Linked DNA regions of Homo sapiens: region 1 is linked to region 2. The links are chromatin loops, found by intact Hi-C in ENCODE. Cell type or tissue: K562. All regions are shown on one strand. Links, peaks and the distances in the headings refer to the core of each region. The heading gives the core; the rest is flanking DNA.

Region 1 (2,920 bases), core at 252-2,751, 280 kb before region 2:
TCTTCTCCTTGGCTATCATTTCAATCATGAAGCTTCTTAGGAAACACAGGTTTGGGGACAGTATTTAAAGGAGTGTGTATGGAGGGTGTGTTTGTTCTTTCACAAATATGATTACTTTCAAATTGTAAAACCGACACATTTATAATTCTAAGTTGTCACCAGCTTACCTGAAGCAGCTTCCTGATGCATTCATGGTGGCTGTTCTTGGCTGCGAGATGTAAGGCGCTGTGTCCTAAATGGATTTTTTCAAATAATAATTTTTTTTAAAAAGGCCACACTTTAAAAAAAATCTCTTTCTTATATATGAGAAGACAGCTATAAGGAAATAGGTTGTTATCCAAAAAAGACGGAACTGTGTTTTTTTGTTTGTTTGTTTTTTTGTTTTTTGAGACAGGGTCTCACTCTGTCACCCAGGCTGGAATGCAGTGACGCGATCATGGCTCTCTGCAGCCTCAACCTCCCAGGCTAAAGTGATCCTCCCACCTCAGCCTCCCAAGTTGCTGGGAGTATAGCCTCCCAAATAGCATGACACCACACCTGGGTAATTTTTGTATTTTTTGTAGAGATGAGATTTCGCCACGTTGCGCAAGCTGATCTCGAACTCCTGAGCTCAAGCAGTCCTCCTGCCTTGGCCTCCCAAAGTGCTGGGATTACAGGCATGAGCTACTGTGCCTGGGCTGGAACTGTTATTCTTGCGAGTGGGAAGAATCGAGCATCCCCCATGCCCTATCCCACCTACTGGATGACATTCACAGGTTCCAACTGCTGTTGTCTTGGGGTGAAAAGCAGCTCCAGGCTAGACACTTGCGGTGGATTCATGATAATGCAGCTCAGCAGCTCTGCTTTCAGCTGTCAATATGTTTGCCAAACATCCTGTGTCTATAAGAGCCATGCCAGGCTATGCCCACCACAGGCTGAGGAATCCAGTGAAGGCAACCCACAAGCCAGCAGAATACATCAAAGATCCACACACTTCAGCCCCTACTCTTGACATCTCATTTCCCTCTCCTCTCAATGTACTCCAGCCCTGAATGGAAATTACCTGGAGTTTTCTGATTTTCAAAGTTCTTATACAGAAGGGAGAGAGTTGTAAAATTCTCAATGAGGCCTTTCCTGACTTTCTCGTTTCAAATTCCAATTTCTCCCTAATTCTTTTACCCCCACTCCCTGCTTTATTTCTTTATCCTTCATAGCACTTAGCAGCTTCTATCACTCCCTTTTACCTCTTTCTCTATACAGACACACACTTATATAGTTAATTATTTTTCCCCCATGAGAATATAAGCTTGGTGAGGACAGACACCCCTGTTGATTCCCTGCTGTATCTCTAGTATTGACAACTCTGCTGCTGCACAGTAGGCTCTCAATACATTTCTGTCCATCTGAATTAGAGGGTATGCTAATTTCAAATGTCTGGATGGGGGGACCTGGGGAGAGGGTCAGAGCAGAGGACCTGACCACTACCAGACACCCCACCACACCTAGTAAACTCTTAATCCTGGATTTCCCAAGCTATTTGACATAATATAACACCTGTAGATAACTCCCATACTTTAGGACATGTTTAAAGCACTTTCTCCCATCCAAGTACTAACCAGGCCCGACCCTGCTTAGCTTCCGAGATCAGACGAGATCGGGCGTGTTCAGGGTGGTATGGCCGTAGATGCACTTTCTCAACCTTAGCATCATTGACCTTATAAGCTGGATAATTGCTGTGGATGGTTGTCCTATGCAGTACAGGACGTTAGGCAGCATCGCTGGCCTCTATCCACTAGAGGTCCAAATGTGACAATCAAACATGTCTCTAGACATTGCCAAATGTCCCCTGGGGGGCAATATCAAGCCCAGTTCATCAGAACCACTGACTTCGAGGAACAATTTCTTTTCTTTTTTTTTTCTGAGCCCAGGCTGGAATGGAGTAGCACAAGCATGGCTCACTGTAGCCAAGATCTCCTGATGTCAAGTGATCCTCCCACCTCAGACTCCCTAGTAGCTGGGACCACAGGTGTATGCCACCACACTTGGCTAAATTTTGGTAGAGCTGGGGGTCTTGCTATGTTGCCCAGGCTAGTCTCAAACTCCTGTCCTCAAGCAATCCTCCTGCCTCGGCCTCACAAAGTGCAGGGATTACAGGCGTGAGCCACCATTCCTGGCCAACAACTTCTTTATATGATGGTGGCCCAGGCCCCAAATACCTTTTTTTTTTTAGAAAGTCTTATCTGTCATTCAGGCCGGAGTGCAGTGGCACCATCTCGGCTCACTGCAACCTCTGCCTCCCGGGTTCAAGCGATTCTCCTGCCTCAGCCTCCCAAGTAGCTGGGATTACAGGTGCGTGCCACCAGGCCTGGCTAATTTTTGTATTTTAGTAGAGATGGGGTTTCACCATGTTGGCCAGGCTGGTCTCGAACTCCTGATCTCAGGTGATCCACCCACCTTGGCCTCCCAAAGTGTGGATTACAGGCATGAGCCACTGCGCCCGGCCCCATTTTTCTTTCTAAATCAGTCTTCAGTCTGTAACACTGACCAGAAATTCACTAATTAGAGAATCATATAGCTAGGAAACACTGTATTTAAAAACTAGTGGGCCATAGGGCTATGGTGAATGGCATAAAAATGTGTAAAGTCAAATGATCCGATTCCTTCTATTTTGAATTCAGCTGTACGGAGAGATTTTTAGGGTAGGTGTGGGGGAGAGTTGTTTCATCAGCATAGGATACTGAGAGACAGGAATCCCTCTGTCCCCTCCCAAAAGGAGGAGGATGAACAAAATTTAAAAATGAAGGAAGAGAGATTCTTGGAAGTAAGAAGACAAAGATTTTCTCTTCCTCCTCCTCCTGTTATATTATATGAGATCCCTCCTTCCAGAGTGTATGAAGCATAACTGTGTATGAGTTTAGTTACATGATGCATTAAATAGGCT
Region 2 (2,920 bases), core at 244-2,743:
ACTCCAGTAGCACTTGGTACTCAGCTGTAATATGTCTGTGATCAATGTTTTCATCGATATGTAATGCTTATATGCAACCTTAGAACCACTTCTTGTTTGAAGGTCTTGAGATGATTATTCATTTGAAGAGGTCAATACTTACATGACAATATCTTATATGACAACTAAAATGGTTTATTTTTGCAGTTACCAGATATGACAACTTAAGACAACATAGTCTGATGGTGGCCTGGGGCCAAATCAGAAATATCTGTTGGGACACACTCCTAGGCTATGAGTGACTCATAATCACTTTCACTGGCCTTGCTGTAGGCTCAGCCACATATGACCTGCTATGTCTCAGAGAAACTTCTCTCCTTTCTCTTCCAAAATAAATCTCAAAACACCCAACACTCTATGTAAGCAAAGCTATTCAGAGCTTCGCAACTCTCTAGCATGGCATCAGATCCTGTAGAAAGTTATAGGAGATACCCTGGGGATTGAAGATGCTGCACCACCTCATTACAAAAGCTTGAGTGCATCTGACTCTCTGGGTCTCCCTTGCTAGCACAAACCACTCAAGAAATATGTGGCTATGAAAATCTACGATCAATGCTGGCATCATTATATTTGATTATTTCTTGGTGTGTGAATATATATAAACACTATATGCTGAGTGTTCCCCATCTTAGGCATTTATTTTGTAAAGTGATTATATTTGTATTTCCTTCATCTCTCACCAGGCAGACAAACTCAGTTTTAAATATATATTAAATCAAATGAAGACCTATAAAAAACACATCCATCAGAATAGATTAGCGTCTACAACATTGTGCTGTAACATGGTTTTTTCAGTGTGAATCTTGCTTCGAAAGTAAAATGTTGGAAAGCTTTGTTTAAATCTACCAAGCAGGAAAACCAAATGAATACAAAACAAAATCTCAGCTGGCCAATTGTTTCAGACCCAAGACCTGTTCTATTTATTGTTTTTGTAAGAAATAGTTGCCTGGAACATCATTTCTATGGCAGAAATAGTGTCAAGTTCCTAAGGAGAAGAAGTAGGAGGAAGCTCTAAGTGTAAACACCCAAACAGTGGAAGGAAAACCACACATCACTTACTTTGAAAACAGTAGCTGCTTGGGGCCATGATTTTGACGAATCATAATGAGCACTCACAAATTGATTTAATATTAAAATGCATCCAAGCAGACTTTGAAACTATAATTCTCTGACAGTGGATGGACTGATGAAACTCACCAGGAAGGCCAGTTACTCAGGCCTGCGATGTCTTCGGTTATTGAAGACATGTGATTGCCACCTAGCGGCCAACATTAACTTCACCTGGAAGGTCGAGCAATTCTGCAGCCCACTTTGCCCAATGCATAAGGACAACAGTACCAGTCTTTGTCAGTACTCAATTCAAATTCCTTAACACTTCCTCTTTTATCACATCTCTTTGTTCTGTGTAAGTCACCTGTTTACCATCTCTAAGACCAAACATTTTCCTTCACTCCATGTCATTAGTCCCAGAGAGCCTAAGAACCTATCTGCAAAATTCCCTCCATAGTTCTCATTCCATTTCCTTTTTTTTAAACCACAGTTGTTCTATTGGTAAGAAGAAGGGCTCCTGCCTTCATTTTCTCCACCCAGCTTCTTCCACTTTCTCTCCTCCTATTTCACGTCACAAGACACAAGGGCGTCTTGAGAGAGAGGCTTCTGAAAGAAAGCTTGGTAAGGATAACTGAAAACCTGAGAACAATAGTGTCAGAGGCTTTTGAACCAGAGCAACTCCATCTTGAAGAGGGGCTGGGTGAAATAAGGCTGAGACCTGCTGGGCTACATTCCCAGGCAGTTAGGCATTCTAAGTCACAGGATGAGACAGGAGGTCAGCACAAGGTACAGGTCATAAAGACCTTGCTGATAAAACAGGTTGCAGTAAAGAAGCCGACTAAAACCCACCGAAACCAAGACGGTGGCGAGAGTGACCTCTGGCCATCCTCACTGCTACACTCTCACCAGCGCCATGACAGTTTATAAATGCCATGGCAATGACAGGAAGTTACCCGATAAGGTCTAAAAAGGGGATGCATGAATAATCCACCCCTTGTTTAGCATATCATCAAGAAATAACCATAAAAATGGACAACCAGCAGCCCTCGGGGCTGCTCTGCCTATGGAGTAGCCATTCTTTTATTCCTTCACTTTCCCAATAAACTTGCTTTCACTTTACGGACTTGCCCTGAATTCTTTCTTGCACAAGATTCAAGAACTCTCGCTTGGGGTCTGGATCCAGACCCCTTTCCGGTAACAGCAACACTCCTGTTACTTCACCAAGGAATTATAAGTAAATATTTCTATGTTACCAAGACTGACAAAGTTCAAAAATAATAATGCTGATAATACAGCTGTTTGTGGTGAAAATAAGTGGAAAATGTGTTGGCCAAGCTGGTCTGAACTCCTGACCTCAGGTGATCCACGCCTTGGCCTCCCAAAGTGCTGGGATCACAGGCATGAGCCACCGCACCCAGACCTAGTTTAGTCTTTGTGTTGACAAAGCACAAAGATGAAACTATTTGCCACGCCCCTCCTTCACCACAACTGGACCTGCTCTAACCTCCTCTCTGCCCTGGTCTGAGCCTTGGATCCTATCACCTTGGCTCCCTTGCCTTGGTTTCTTGTTAGGTAGAATCAGAGCCAGGCTCCATCAGGAGAATGGAGGGCAGGAGGAAAGAGAATTAGGGTGGAGGGCAGAGGATGCCAGGGTGTCCTGTCCCCCATGCTCCCTCCCAGCTTTGAGCCTTGCTTCTGGCAGTGACTCTGTGACTCCCGCTTCTGGTAGAGGCCTCACCATGGCTCCAGGCCTCACCGGGCTCCATTTCCTCTCTCGTTTCTTCCGATTTAGGGGAGGTAGCAGCTTCCTGCCGTTGCTCCTCTCTGGGTC

Evidence for each region. Peaks named below come from ENCODE experiments on the same cell type or tissue, not always from the same donor. Only the 100,000 strongest peaks of a DNase experiment are listed, where the experiment ranks them.
Region 1: it touches region 2 in a loop (1.9-fold over the local background); 4 of 110 quality-filtered maps call a loop at or near these places.

What each region holds. Positions count from the first base shown.
Region 1 is chr5:34,801,024-34,803,943 of GRCh38, reverse strand. It overlaps RAI14 (retinoic acid induced 14), which reads right to left. Exons shown (of 18, transcript NM_015577.3): 5 at 168-232. Among named protein-coding and RNA genes, the nearest start is that of TTC23L, 37 kb to the left of the region's middle. In K562, for the core only: a CTCF peak has its summit at 1,786; no DNase peak of the experiment used is centred there.
Region 2 is chr5:34,521,692-34,524,611 of GRCh38, reverse strand. No RefSeq gene overlaps it. Among named protein-coding and RNA genes, the nearest start is that of RAI14-DT, 130 kb to the left of the region's middle. RefSeq lists an enhancer at 1,058-1,581. In K562, for the core only: a CTCF peak has its summit at 1,306 (motif pointing left); DNase peaks (open chromatin) are centred at 271 and 1,271.